Linked DNA regions of Mus musculus: region 2 is linked to region 1. Evidence: chromatin contacts called from ENCODE Hi-C or POLR2A ChIA-PET data. All regions are on one chromosome and are shown on one strand. Each heading gives the region's core, a stretch centred on a gene start or an enhancer-like site at or near the end of the contact. The rest is flanking DNA. Distances are from core to core; before and after follow the strand shown. Region 1 holds the start of Lrp6 (low density lipoprotein receptor-related protein 6). Region 2 holds the start of Borcs5 (BLOC-1 related complex subunit 5).

The links. Hi-C counts contacts between places; a loop is a spot of excess contacts on that map. ChIA-PET counts read pairs that join two places held with the same protein, here RNA polymerase II (POLR2A).
Region 2: a map of heart shows a loop between it and region 1 (4-fold over the local background). The contact joins the promoter of Borcs5 here to the promoter of Lrp6 in region 1. A Hi-C loop is called at or near these places in 1 of 37 maps with a recorded cell type or tissue (heart). POLR2A ChIA-PET finds 5 or more read pairs at or near these places in 2 of 5 experiments (Patski and embryonic stem cell).

What each region holds. Positions count from the first base shown.
Region 1 is chr6:134,563,347-134,571,120 of GRCm38, forward strand. It overlaps Lrp6 (low density lipoprotein receptor-related protein 6), which reads right to left and starts at 3,567. Exons shown (of 23, transcript NM_008514.4): 1 at 3,297-3,567. The coding sequence starts at 3,351.
Region 2 is chr6:134,636,845-134,644,618 of GRCm38, forward strand. It overlaps Borcs5 (BLOC-1 related complex subunit 5), which reads left to right and starts at 4,096. Exons shown (of 4, transcript NM_026371.3): 1 at 4,096-4,413; 2 at 7,485-7,628. The coding sequence starts at 4,356.

The DNA.
Region 1 (7,774 bases), core at 2,317-4,816:
AGTCTCCTCAAGCTGGGCAGTGGTGGCGCACGCCTTTAATCACAGCACTCGGGAGGCAGAGGCAGGAGGATTTCTGAGTTCGAGGCCAGCCTGGTTTACAGAGTGAGTTCCAGGACAGCCAGGGCTACACAGAGAAACCCTGTCTTGAAAAACCAAAAAAGAAGTCTCCTCAAAGAAAACCAAGATACAGTACTTACCAAGTACCTATTTCGATGTCATTTGAAAACTTGTTTTTTGTTTTGGGGGTGATAATGGTTGTTATTGATAAAGATTTCTTTTTTTTTCCCATGCTGGCCTCAAACTTACTATGTTGTCTGGGCTAGCCTTGCCTCCTATCAAATGCTGGTACTACAGGCATATGCTTCCATGCTTGCCTTCAAATACTGTAATTCTTGCAGCTGGATTTAAGAGTGCACACTGTCTTCTGGAGAGCCTGAGTTCAGTTCCCAGCATCCACATTAAGTGGCTCACACCACCTGTAACTCCAGCGCCAGAGAACCCATGCTTCATTCATTATATACAGACACACATAGTTTTTAAAAATTAAAAAATTAATTTTTTATAAAACTGTGTGTGGCTCTTTCCAAAAATATTTCATCTAGAAAATCAGAGATAATGTTTTTCCTATTGGTACCTGACTAGACCTAACCTAAGCTGTGGGGTCTGAAAGAGCAAAGCCCTGTCTGCCTTACTCCAGCCGCCCTGAGGAACTGAGATTCACACAGGAGCTACTCCAGGCACACTGGCCAGAGAACGGAGAAAAGCCCTGCTCTACAATGAACTAGCTGACAGAGAGTGCCCCAACTTTTTTTTTGTGCCCCAACTTCTTACAAATGACAACAATATCATCTACTTTAAGCACTCTTGAATCTTAAACAAATTAAATCTCTAATCACCAACAATTGAGGACACATCCATAAATAATAAAAAAAAATTTTCACATATAAAAATAACACTATTTATAGCCATATATGGGGAGGCATGCCTGTGACCCCCACACTCAGGAGGTTGGGAAAGGAGAAGAGTTGAGTTGCACTTGGAGGTCAGCCTGGGCAGCATAGAAAGATCCTGTCTTTAAAACTTTTTAATTAATATTTGGAAAGCACTCCTATGTTACTTCATTAAACACACCTAATAACCCTTGCAAATCAGCCAGACAGGTATTATTACCCATGTTTTATAGATAAGCTGAGACAGAGAGAACCAGAAGCAGAAATAATGAAGATCTAGCTTTAAACTCAAGTCTATGGTGCTAAAATCCTCAACTTTCAAGTTTTTCCCAATATTCTTTGTCACTTGGTAACTAGGACAGGGTGCAGCCTAGCGATGGCAGTATTAAATGACCTTCAACTGCTGGTGAGTAAACAAGGCTATAAGGTACAAAGTCCCAAAGTCACACATCATCACAAACCCAAAGTAAAAGTACCACCTCTTCTGGGAACTACAAGTAATTAAATCACACTTTGCTCCTGGGAAACCAAGGGTGACTGTCACTTATAACAGAGGCTAACAGTGCCAAGAAGTGAAGAAACTTTAAATTAGGAATCGTTTACACCAAAAAGACAGTTTCAGTTGGAATGATATATGCTCACAATTAAATAATGCTAAACAGAAAAACAAAGACCTCCTTAGCATTATTGTATTACATTTAAATAAGCTCCACTTCGGACAGTTACCTCTTCTTGATCTTGTTACACACAATATCATGCTTCACCATCTCTAAACCAAACTCATGCATGAATCTACTCAACTCTAGGCTCAAACCTGTTATCAAAATAAACAAACAGTCCTATGTCCCCTCTAAGAATGGCAGCTGGACTTTCAGGCGCTAAAGCCATCAGAAGTCACAGATTTAGACTTTCCCAACTCTAAATCAATCCACTAGTTCTACATTTTAACTCTTATGAACTTGTCAATCATATTCACATGTTAATAACAACTTTCTCACAGCTACAGCAAAATCTTTCAATGTAGAGTTTACTATAACAAAATAAACACTTGATTATTAAATCTCTTGAGTAATAACATTGAGTTCTCTGCCATGGAAATTAAAACAGCAATTATCTTTCTGGTATTTGCAAAAAGGACTAGACAATTCGGGATACGCTTATTTTTAGAAAATGGTGGGGGGGTTTTAAGGCAAATAGTCTTATTCAAATACACACATGCATAGATGATAGGCTGTCCCATTTACATCATAAGATTGTTAGTTACTATCCTACTTTGCAAACTTCCATACTTCTGACGGACTTAAACGTTGAGCTTGTTAAATTAATAACTAAGAATCCCAGAGAGGTCCCATTAACTGGCACAGGTAAGTTAACAAAAGCGAACAACAAGATACGGCGTCAAACAGCACCTCAATTCTTGCACAGGCAACACTCTCCATGGCACCAGCCCCCATCGCTCATCAACTGAAGACCAGTCGACAAGGTTTCCATTGCAAACTGTCACACAACAAAAAGTCAGGACGTACGTCTCAGCCTCACAGTCCAAATTCAAAACACCACAGAGCCACTACGTTTAAGCGATTCCCATAGCAAATTACCCAGGGCATTCTCTGTTATTTACTAAAGTGCCAAGCAGTTCCCAGGGGTGCCCAGCAAATGATAATTTAGTTCCCAGGATAGGCTCCTCGCCACACAAGGATGACTTCCCTACTTGGTGCCAACTGTACACTTGCACACTCCGCAAACAGGGGGCGAGTCCTGAATACCAGGGGTTACGAGGGCAACGTTTGTGTTTTTATTATGGGCTCAGATGATCCCGAATGCTGAAAAGCGCGACCTATCACCCTAGAGTCAATTTCCAACTGTGCTCTCACCCAGGACCATTCTATCCCCGCGGAAGACAATTATTAGTTGTAACAAGGCCTAGAGAGGGGAGAAGGAAAAAAAAAATAGTGGGGTTTAAAGAAGAAGAAAAAAGTTCACCTAAGAGACACGGGAAAGGTGAGCTCAGGCTTCGAGGGAGAGGGAGGTCAACACCAATGGTGCTGAAAGCGCAACTACAAAAGCCCCTTTCTGCCCCGAGTGCAGGCGAGCCGGGCACCGTCAGTCATTCCGATGGAGTGCGGGGGGCCAGGGGTCCCCCCGAGGCCCGCAGCTTTGTCCGGCGGCGCCGCGGGGCCGGCCAGGGGTGTGCGCGGCGGCCGGGCGCGGCCCCCGACCGCGGGCCCCTTCCTCGCGCGGCTCCCCAGCGCCAGGCCTCTGTCCCCGCCGCTGTCCCCGCCACCTCCCCTCCCCCTCCCGGGACCCCGGCAACTTTTCCCCCGGCCTCGCCTCGCTTCGCCTCACCTCTCAGCAGCACGCAGAAGCTGCAGGCCAGGAGGCTCCTCAGCACGGCCCCCATCTTCCCCCCACCACCGCGCGCGCTCGCGGCCCTCACCGGCGCCCGGCGGCCAGGGGACGCGCGGGCGAGGAGCCGGGGCGGCCGCCGCAGCGGCGGGTCTGCACGCTCATGCTTTCCGCGGCCGCGAGAAGAAAGAAAAGGGCGCACGTCAGGGCTCTAGCGCGCCGCTCCGGCCCGGGCTCGCGCGACGCCAGCGCCTGCCCCCATGCCGCCGCCTCCTCCCGCGGCGCCCCACGTCCCCCGCGCGGCGCCTCATTCAGCCTCTTCCTCTCGCAGCGGCGCAGGGATCCGCCGCGGGGCCGCCGCCGTCTCCCTGCGCGCCCGACTCCCCCCACCCCCGTCCTCAGCGCGCCGCGGCCGGACCCCGGGAGCCGCGACCGCCGCGCGCGCCGACTCCCCGGAGAGCCCCCGCGGGTTGAGCCTCGCGAGCCCCCGCACGCTGCGGGGATAAGGTCTTCCCGAGGCGCATTCCGATGGGATTCTTTCCCCGGGCGGCGGAGGGCGTGAGGCGACGTCGGCCGACACTGGGGCCGGCGTGGTCGGGACTACTTTCTGCGTCCCGGCCCGTCGCCGCCCGCGCCGCTCTTTGTGCGCCCGGCCGCCGAGCCAGGTGGAGCTGCGGACCCCGGGGCTGCCCCGGGACGTAGGAAAATCAAAGTGCCATTGCGGCTTACGCTTTCCCGAAGCGGCGGGCCAGGGGAACGGTGTGCAGAAGCCAACGCGGAGCACATCGCTAGTGGACTGGGTTGAGAATCCTCATCATAGGAAGTAAAATAAACCAGACTCGGACTTTAAAAAAAAAAAAAAGTATGTTTTTCTCCTAGTGTGGAGCCTGCTTTACATATACACATAAAGTCACACACATGGGGAAAAGACAAAGATTGTGGGATTGTATACACATAAGTAAACCTTACTCAGACAAGTTTCCCTCATATGTGGATCTAGGGGTGTGTGTGTGTGTGTGTGTGTGTGTGTGTAGAAATGCCTTTATATATGAGTTAACACATAGATGATAAGAAAATAAAAGTATGACTATCTGGGAAAAAGAGTGAAGCTAATGTTGGGGGAAGAGGCACACACATGTTAAAAGAAAATTATGTGCTTGAATCTTATCCATCATTACATACAATAAATATAAACTAAGAAAAAAATTAAAGAAAAAAAACAATAGTTTTTTGTTTGTTTGTTTATTGCCTTCCAAGAAATACAGACCTTTTTTTGTGAACTAAGCTGACAAGGACTAAAGCTTTCTAAACTGAGAGAGAAAATCCTTAGTAGCTAACAGCAAAGAGAAAATAAAACATGTCTTTTCAGGGGGAGGGGTTACAGGTCTGAGAGAAAAAAAGGAGCCCCCAAAACAACCTCTACCACTACATGTGCAGTGGGCATTTCCAAGTAATAGCCCAAATGCCCTCTGCAGTCAACTGGCCAGCTTCAGCCTAGGCCAGCCAGCTCCAAACGTTAACCATCAGCTGTGTCCTGTCCAGCCATCACACACCCTTTCTGCAGGCGAATGGGCAAAGGGCTCACCTAGGGCTTGCAAGCAATTTATCAGATGGGCCACTCAGAACTAACCTGAGATGAGACTGGCTTTGCTGTGATTCTCTTGGCACACATGAAGAATTTGAGACACTCGGTGACTTATCCAAGGCCACTCAAGTCCTGAGTAACAGAACCTGAAGCAACCAACTTGGAGGATTGTACAGGAGTGTTAGGAAATGTTTTCAGGTAGGCTGGTGAGGGAGCGCGGTGGGTAAAGGCACTTACCTCTAAGCCTGACAGCCTAAGTTCAATCCCTAGGGCCCACAATGTGGAAGGAGAGACCTTACTCCTTCCAGCTGTCTCTGACCTCCATTTATATGATATATGCCGTGGGACTCACCCTCTCCAGGACACACACACTTTTTTGTAAACAACAACAAAATTTGCATGCTTAAAAGTAGTGAAGATGGAGAACAGAAGGGGATCTGGCATGGTGGCAGGCTTTCATGTGCAAGACCCTAGATCGCTCTTGTACTGTGGGAAGAAACTGAAAATTTCAATTTTGCTGATGTAACTTGTGTGCATATGTGTGCACAGACCTATTGTATACTTGAGCAAAGACCAGAACTGATAATGCAAAAGTAGGTATCAGGATAGAGGTGCACTTTTCTTCCCTGTCCTTTAATAGACTGTGTTTTTATTTCCTAAAGATACTGGAGTGAACCTCTGTAATAGAAGCCTAGCAACAATGCTATTCTCATTGTAGAACAGATTTGTCACTCAGCCATTTAATTGCACATTAGACACGGTCCCTGGGCTAAGTGTTGGTGATTTAACAATGAGAATAACCATAGCCCTCACACTCAAGCTAACACCCTGATTTGGAAACACACATGAGTTAAAAATGTTATACTTGCTAGATGGAGACACTCTTGAGTTTGCCTAGATAGTTCAAAGAATGAGAAAATACCTGGAGAACCCTGGCTTGAAATGTCCCTCGAGAGTCTGCTTAGCTGACCAGGCCAATGAAGCATCCCAGGCAGAAAAAGGATGGGTGAGAAGGCACGGGGCTAACTAGAGCACTTGGCATGCTGGGGATTTGAAAGTAGCTCCACCTTGCTAAACCATGGGGCTTTTGGAGAATGTCAAGAAACGAGGGTGGACCATTACATAGGAATTGTGTTTATTACTAGAGAAGGTATTTATTTGTTTATTCATTCATTCATTCCTTTGCGGGTGTTGAGGCAGAGTTTCGTGTAACCCAGGATGATGTTCAACTCTCTGTATAGTCAAGGATGACCGTGAGTTTCTGATCCTCCTGCCTCCACCTTCCAAATGTTTGGATGACGAGACAGTGTCACTACTCCCAGCTTAATAAAAAAAAAAAATGGTGTAAGCCAAGCTAAGTTTAGAGGGTATTCAGAAATTTTGCATATGATAGCGAACTCTGAAAAAGGGTCAGTCCACAACAGGCCTGAGGGGTGAAGAGGTGGAATTTAAAGGAAACAAGACATCAAAACAGTAGGACTTGTAAAGAGAGAGGTGCTGAGGGGGACTTCAGGTCTCTAAGTGAAACAGGAGTCTCTTATACCAAGAAAAGACAAGCCCAGGAAACCATTTCAAGCAGGTGTGTAACACAGGCTAGTAGTGTTAGCACTTGTGAGGTAAAGGCCGGAAGCTCAGGAGCTGAAGGCCAGCCTCACCTACAATGAACAAAGGAAAAGCATTTCAAAAGCCAGGTATAGTGAGCAGCCTGTCATCTCAACACTGTGTGGGAGGCTGAGGTGGGAAGAGCCTGAGCTTAGTTCAGTTTGGGCTGCATAATAAAGATTTACATCCTAACACACAAAAGCCATTGAGAAGGAAAGCGGTCATAAGTTACGCCATACTATAGGGCTTCTGGGTTTTTTTAAGATTTGCTATTAATTTTCTGTATGTATCTGTGTCTGTGTGTGTCTGTGTGTCTGTGTATGTCTGTGTCTGTGTTTGTCTGTGTGTACCTGTGTCTGTGTGTGTTTGTGTGTCTGTGTATGTCTGTGTCTGTGTTTGTCTGTGTGTACCTGTGTCTGTCTGTGTCTGTGTCTGTGTCTGAGTCTGTGTCTCTGTCTGTCTGTGTCTGAATCTGTGTGTGTCTGTGTGTGTCTGTGTGTGTCTGTGTCTGTGTCTGTGTCTGTCTGTGTCTGTCTGTGTCTGTGTCTGTCTGTGTCTGTGTCTGTGTCTGTGACTGTGTCTGTGTGTGTCTGTGTCTGTCTGTGTCTGTCTGTGTCTGTGTCTGTCTGTGTCTGTGTCTGTGATTGTGTCTGTGTGTGTCTGTGTGTGTCTATGTATGTCTGTCTGTGTCTGTGTCTGTGTATGTCTGTCTGTGTCTGTGTATGTGTATGTCTGTCTGTGTCTATGTCTGTCTGTGTCTGTGTGTGTCTGTGTCTGTGTGTATGTCTGTCTGTGTCTGTGTTGGGCATGTGTGTGCAGATGACCGAGGAAGCCCAGAGACAACGTTGGATCTCCCAGAGCTTAACAGTGTGGATGGCTGTGCACTGTCCAAGGTGAGTCCTGAGAACCAAGTTCTTAACTGAGAAACCAGGCCTCTCATATTTAAGGTGTTTATAGAATATCCAACTGGAAATATATACTGGATAAATCAATATAGACATTCAGGGTCAGAAGAGAATGGGAAAAACAACCAGGAGTAATGGTTGTGGAACTAGTCTAGTACACCACACACCCCAGGGCATGGCTTACAGAATACAGCACAGCTATGCCACAGCTTGCTTGACCATGACAGTAAGATGTCTTAAAATAAAATCATCTGAGTTACCCAAGAACTTACGGAAAACCGAGGCTTAAGATTCTCGATACAGAGAGCAAAGGATGTAGCTCAGTGGTAGAGCCCTTGCCCAGCATGCAAAACATGGCTCTAAGTTCTACCCTGAGGGCCACAAAA
Region 2 (7,774 bases), core at 2,846-5,345, 74 kb after region 1:
CTGGTCTACAAAGGGAGTTCCAGGACAGCCAAGGCTATTACATAGCGAAACCCTGTCTCAAAACAACAAAACAAAAACAAAAATAAAAACAAAAAAAAAAAAAAACCCAAAAACCCCTCACCTTTTCTCACCATTCTAAAGCTGGGCACGACAGGGCATACCTGCCATCCCAGCATTTGGGAGGCTGAAGCAGGGAGATGGTCTGACCTGGGCCTGTGCATCAAACACTAGACTAGCCTAGATAGAGATCCCGTCTCAAAAACACACAGTTCACCAAACCCCAAACAAAACAGTCTTTCACGTTCTAGGAGCCTATGCTGATCTCTGGGTAGATTTTATATCTATTTTTCTATTCCTATAAAATACTGAACTTAAAAATCTATTTGCATTCTTCTCATTGCCTTGTTGAGTCGTTGAAACCACAGCCCAAGTCATTTCACTTTTCACCGTCTCCTAACTTTAGAAGTTGCATATTTATTGCCCTCAGAGCTGTGAAGTTTAAATGAGGTAAGATACAGAGCATATTTGTGCACAGCAAAAGAAAGCTCAAAGTCCTAGGTCAGTCTGGCCCTGCTGGTACTATATTTATACACAAAATCTTAGGACCTTTTCTTGTTTTGTCTCTTAAGATGAGTGTCACGAAGACCAGGATGGCCTTGAACTCTCTAAGTACTCAAGGACAACTTTGAAACCCTGATCCTCTTGTTTCCACCACCACAGTCTCTGAGTACTGGAGTACAGGCTGTTGTACATGACTTTGAGTCAAACTACTGCTATCTTCAGGATTCCAGCTGGGCCTGCTAGCCAAAGATCACCACAGTGGGGGGTTCTGACTTTATTTTTCCTCCAGGAAGGAAAGAGGGGGTAAGGGGAATCTCATCTGACTATCCAGCCCCTCTTCACAAGCAGTTCTATGCAATTCTGCTTGAAGGTGGCTTTGGGGGTGGAGAATTGTATCTGGGTGGAGCTAGGGTATATCGGTAAGACATGAAAGGCTGGGACTCTATGTATACTAGCTGTATACATAGGTGGGTGCCCGGTTTTGTGCGTCAACTTGACACAAGCTGGTGTTATCACAGAGAAAGGAGCCTCCCTTGAGGAAATGCCTCCATGAGATCCAGCTGTAAGGCATTTTCTCAATTACTGATCAAGGGTAGGAAGGCCTATTGTGGGTTGGTGTCATCCCTGGGTTGGTAGTCCTAGGTTCTGTAAGAAAGCAAACTGAGCAAGCCAGGGGAAGCAAGTCACTAAGCAGCACCCCTCCATGGCTTCTGCATCAGCTCCTGCCTCCAAGTTCCAGTCCTGACTTCCTTTGGTGAAGAACAGCAAAATGGAAGTGTAAGCTGAATAAACCATTTCCTCCCCAACTTGCTTTTGGTCATGATATTTGTGCAGAAATACAAACCCTGACTAGGACAAATTGGTACCTGTCCCGGCCTTTGGGACAGTCGACCAGGGTCTGGGGAACCACCTATGGAGAGAACGAGAGGTGAGAAGCACAAGGACTGACAGCAAGTCTGATTGATCAAGCTGTCAAATTTTTATTGTTCCCAGGCAGATTTTATGCCCACAGAAGCAGGGTATGGGGAGGGGGATTTCGCAGAATTGCTTTGTTTCTGGGAGAACGCACCTGTTCCCAAAAGCAGGCTATTGGCTAGGTAAAAAGTTCAGCAGGAGGAACAGAACAGAATGGGTTGCAAGGTACCTGTCCACAAGATCTACAGCTATTTGTTCTTAACTGGGGGTAGTAGTTTCCATAGAGGCCTCAACTTTTTCCCACAGAAATCTAAACTAAGCTAGTGCTTTTCCACTAAGGCCAAGACTTTGTAAGTAAGCACTTATGGCTAACAAGGCAGTTAACATTCAAACACGGTCGCTCCCAACAGGTACCAGCATAGTGGGGTATTCCTGTGACAACCTGACCATGTTTTGGGGAGGACTGTGGAAGAACTTTGGAACTTTGAGCTAGAAGAGCATTGGTTTTTAAGAGCTCTGTGGGATGTTGTGTAGGAGCTTGGAAGATAATGTTGAGAACAGTGCAGAAAATGGAGGCCTGGCTTGTGAAACTTCAGAGGGATATTAAAGAATCTTTTATTGTTTGTTTGTTTGTTTGTTTTTTCAAGACAGGGTTTCTCTGTGTAGTCCTAGCTGTCCTGGAACTCACTCTGTAGACCAGGCTGGCCTCGAACTCAGAAATCTGCCTGCCTCTACCTCCCAAGTGCTGGGATTAAAGGCATGTGCCACCAATGCCCAGCGATATTAAAGAATCTTACCAGGGCTGTTGCTACTTTGATTGTGAAGATTCTGTGGTTTTGGTTAGCTGGAGCTGAAGGATCAGCTGTGGTTAACAAGATACCAGGACTACTAAAGCGAAACCTTTGCATTACTGGGGCAATTGATGCTGGTTAGCTGGAGCTACGAAATTAGCGGTGATAAAGAAGAGGCCAGCATCACTGAGGTGACATCTTCTGGAAGGTGTTTTCTGAGAGCACAGAAGCTGTGTTCTGGAGACAACCACAGTTGTGCCTCATGTAGGACCCATACTTGGTAATGTATAAGAGTCACCCAGGTGGTACTGGTTTTGAAACATGAAGGGGTAGCAGCTGATGCTTGGCTCTGTGAGAGGCCAGGAGAGGTCACTGGTGAAGGTGCAGCCACAGTGGCAGTTGAAGGCCCAGGACTAAAGGGGTCATGCAGAGAAGTTGAAGCTTAGCACCATGAAAAGAGCCTATGAGAGTGAAAGTGCAGTCCAGTTGTAGCAGAAAACAGCAGTGTTTTGGAGATGCCAGTACCACTGAGAACAGCAACACTGGTGTACAGGCATCTGGAGCCTAGAAAACAAGGTGGGTGCTACAAAGGGCTGAGCTGGAGAAGTAACACAAGCCCTTGGAGGAGCCCAGAGCATCGAGAGTGGATCCCAGACATTGGATAGTCAGAGTTTGATTTTGCTTTTGATTGTGACTATGCCCTGGTATTTTTCCCTCTTGAAGTATGAAAGTATTTTAGTGGAGCCCACAGATAGGAGACTGAATTGTAAAAAGACTTTGAATTTCAAGATATTAGATATTTTAAAGGGATTGAACTTCGGTGGTAGTTGAGACTGTAGAAGGGTATAGATGTATTTATATCTCCCCCAAGGAAGGAATTTTAGCAACACAGGCATACATCATAAAGCCAAGCTGCTTGTAATATCTTGAAACAGATGAGAGAATCCCTATAAGGCATTGGGTTACTACCCATCTATATGAGATTGGCTCAGATAAGCAGTTTCCTTTTTTTGTATTAGCTGTTTATCTTCCTGGCTTCTGGTAGTTCCATAGTGATCTGTCAATAAAACAGCATATTCTAACAATTTCTTACTTATTTCTAACTCCTTAAAACACACACACACACAGTCTTGGCATTTCCTGTATGGCCTCCTACTACAAAACTCCCTGCTTTCAAAGTTTAGAAAAGAACTCTGCTTCTGTACTAGTGTGAATTGAAATTTGAGGGCTACAGACTACCTTTCTTCCTCATTGGTAAAATAGGTGTAAAAATACCGATTTTTGCCTGACATGGTGGTGGTTTACCCTGTAACCCAGCACTTCTGTTGATTGAGCCAGGATCGAGAATTCGAGGTCACCAGGGTCATACAGAGTGAACTTCTATCTCAAAAACAAAAACCCAGACCATTCTGTAAAGTCGTTTGAAGATAACCAGCATTACAGTTCTTTTTTTTTTTTTTTAAAAAGATTTATTTATTAATTGATTTTTATGTATATGAGTACACTACAGCTGTCTTCAAACGCACCAGAAGAGGGCATCAGATCCCATTACAGATGGTTGTGAGCCACCATTTGGTCGCTGGGAATTGAACTCAGGACTTTCGGAAGAGCAGTCAGTGCTCTTAACCGTTGAGCCATCTCTCCAGCCCCAGCATTATGGTTCTTAATATGTGTTGCTCAAAGGTAATTAATGTGTCTTCGGGGGTAGGAAAAGGCTTTATCTTTTGGACATCTTTGGCCTTGGGGAAGCCTAGCCCTTTAAGGCAGCGCCGCCCCAGCCTCCAGCGCGCGTCTCTTGCCCCGCCCCACCCCTCGGGTTTGGAGGCGGGACCTCCAAACCCGGAACTGAAGGCCGCGCATTGCCGGCCCGGCCAATCGGCGTCCCGGAAGGAGCGAGCTGAAGCCACCGAGCCAGTGAATGACAGCAGCGCCGCCCGCCGGTCGCGGCTGCAGCCCTGCCGGCGTCCCGAGCCTCCTGTCAACGCGAGCGGCGTGCTTTCCAGCGGCGCCTCTCCAAGTGTCTGTGGCCCAGCGGGGTCTCCCCGCTCTCCCTAGCCTCTGCCCCGGTGTCCCTCCGCTGCAGGGGCCATGGGCAGCGAGCAGAGCGCGGAGGCCGAGAGCCGCCCCGGCGATCTGAACGCCTCAGGTCGGTGCCTCACCTCCCCGCACCGGTGTTGCTGGCGAAGCCGACCGCCCCGGTGCAGGCCCTCTGTGTTCCCTAACACAAAAAAAGCGTGGCCTCCCGCCCCAGTCCTAGTCCCCTAAACCGGCTTGCCCGGCTTCACTCTAATTTCTAAAAGACGACCTACTTAGTGTTCGGTTCCTGGACTCCACACTGACGTGGAGACTTGGGTCACACTGGATCGATCATACCCGAGTCCTCCAAGATCAGGTTTTCTGAAAATCGGGGTGTCGAGGAACCTTTTCAGAAGGGTCCTGTGAGCACTGGGCGGTCACTCTCAGTGTTTGGGTGCAAATATTTCCAGGCACCGCTCTCTGGCCACTCAGGTATCGGTTTTTTGTTTTGTTTTGTTTTAATAATTTTAAAAATAAGTTGGCCAGGTGGCAGGCAGTCTCTCGTGTATCTTCTGTTCACATTTTTTAGACGTCTCTTAGCATTTGGGGTAGGATTTGGAAGGGTTTTGTCCTGTACCTGTAGTAAGTGCTCAATAAAACAGCTGGCAATTGAAAACCATTTGGTCCTTTTGTTGTTACTTAGGTAACCTCTGAGAGGGCCCTCGATAGGCTCAAGGGTTACAAGCCTAATTAGTTAAACTCTCTCATAGCCAAAGAGTCTCAGAGTGGCTCTCTACTTGGTAATCTTTGCAACTTAGAAATGTGGAAGCTAACAGATGATTCATGCTGAAGGGCGTTCCTTCAAGACCTGCAGTCAGGGGCTTGCAGCTACTAGCTTTGTTATGTTTTCATTCCTTGGAAGGCCTAGAGTATCACGTCTGTTTTTAAGAAACCCGCAAAAATGGCTCATCTCATACTTTTTTTTTTTCTGTATCAGGCCAGAAGCACACTTTAGGGGAAGTAGTGTAGCATCCTATCAGACAGTTGCTCATCCGGGAACCATAGAAATGAGCATAGGCTCATTTCTGATAGAACGTACACATCCCGTGCCAGGATAATGTTTATAGTATACCCATTTTTGCCCACATCTTTACCAATTTTATGCATAAATAATGCCTAACTGCTTTGAAGTCCCTTTTCCTTTGAGTCTGGAGGAATCGTGTAATTTGTTGCAGAAAAGACTGGTACTGCTTTTGTAAAGTGTCAGATAAATGACAAAGCCAAGATAAACTTTTCCTGAAAAAGCAATAAAAGCGGCAGAGGTCCATCGTTGTTGTCATCTGTCCCCCACTCCCACCCCAGCACGGTGAGGCACCAGGAGAAGCTCGCTCCTGGAAGATGGAGTAGTTCTGTGGTATTTATCCTCAGGACAGACGGATGGGCCTGAGTGTGTTTACTGTTTACCAGAACTTTCAAGAATAAGACAGCTTAGGGATTCATTCTTGTTCCAGCCAGGAAATTATTTGGGTAAGAGGATATCTTGTTCTAGAGACTCCTTGTAGGTTTACATTGACATGCCCCGGAAGCAATGCTCCCATTTTCTGAATGGTTCCTATTGATGGTTTCTGTCCTCCGTGCACAAATGCTGCACCAAGCTCCCTGAAGCCTTAGGTATAGACTTATAAGTTGGGATTGGAACCAGAGATTTTGGCTCTTTTCTCCACACCTGGCTGGCTCTGATAGGCTAGAGAGGCACCTTTGCATTCTGTGACACTATGAAGAACTTTTGTACCAAGAGACCCTCAGTGCCTTTCCTAAATCTGTTTTACCTTAGGCAAATCTGTAAACTACATACAGATCAGAACAATTAAAAAGGAGACTTTAAAAAAAATACCTACTTATGATTTGCATGTTGAGTGATAAAATGTGTGATTATGAAAGACATTCATACATCTTATATGTTTCTGTTATGTTTGAGGGTTTTGCATTCTATATATGAAAAGAGAAAAATAGATGTTTTGGGCTAGGGCTCTATAGCTCAGTGGTAGGACACTTGCCTGGTATGTGAGAGGTACAATCTTCAGTACCACAAGGAGGGAAAAACAAGTTAGAAGTTCCCCATAATCTTTCTGTGCCAGCCCCCACTAGAAAAATCACTGCATTTGGTTATGTAAAACTATTTTTTCTTCCTTTCAGACAATGCTTTATGTAGTCTAGATAGATCTATACTCCCAAGACGGTCGTTCAATTTTTTTTTTAACAAAAAGTTATTATTATATGTCTAGGTGTTTTGTCTCCGCATCATGGCTTTGCACCACATATATGTAGTGTTTGCGAAGGCCAGAAGAGGGCACTGGATAGACTAGAACTGGAGTTACCAATGGTTTTGAACCAACATGTGGCTGCTAGGAATTGAACTAGGTCTTCTGGAAGAGCAGCCAGTGCTCTGGTTGCTGGTGAACCGTATCTCCAACCCCTGTTATTGAAGTTTGGATTTACCTGTATGTACCTCCTATAGATGTGGGCTACCATGTCCAGTTTATGTCTAGCTGAGTTACACCCCCCCACATAGTCTTTTGTTTGCATAGTTTTATTTATTGGTGTTTTTCCCCCTCACTATGCAGCTCTGGCTGCTCAGGAATTCACTCTGTAGACCAGACTGGCCTTGAACGCACAGAGATCTGCCTGCCTCTGCCTCAGGAGTGCTGAGATTAAAGGCGTGTGCTACTGCACCAGCATTTCCTTTTAGTAAAAACAAAACAAACTTTAATCCATTACAGCATTTCAAAGACAAAAAGGAGACAGCACCACTCTTGGAAGAAGTAGTTTGTCACTTCAATAAGGATGACTTTGAAGAGAAGCCATTAAGATCAGAAAATCTTTCACTGGGCCTGGAGAGATGGCTCAGCGGTTAAGAACACCGGCTGCTCTTCCAGAGGTCCTGAGTTCAATTTGCAGCAACCACATGGTGGCTCACAACCTGATGCCCTCTTCTGGTGCATCTGAAGACAGCTACAGTGTACTCATATAAATGAGATAAATACATTAAAAAAAAAAAAAAAGAAAAGAAAGAAAGAAAAAGACAAAAAAAGAAAACTCTCTCATTTACTACAAACTCCTCTTTCTAATGACTGTTGGTGAGTAGTGGCGGCTCTCCAGCGTGTGATCAACTGGTACTGATCTGTATATCTTTATTTGCAGTGACTCCATCTCCGGCTAAACATCGGGCCAAGATGGACGATATCGTGGTGGTAGCTCAGGGCTCTCAGGCCTCACGGAATGTCAGCAATGACCCCGATGTCATCAAGCTACAAGAGATTCCAACCTTCCAGCCCCTTTTAAAAGGTAAGAGACTTCTGTGATATCTGGACTTGCTGGGGAAGCTTATGTACAAACTCCACTCTTCTGTCTCTTAGGTCTTTCCTTACTTGACATAGTCTCTGAAAAGTCTCCCTGAATGCCCTGTCTGAAGTTGGAGTCTCTTTCTCTGC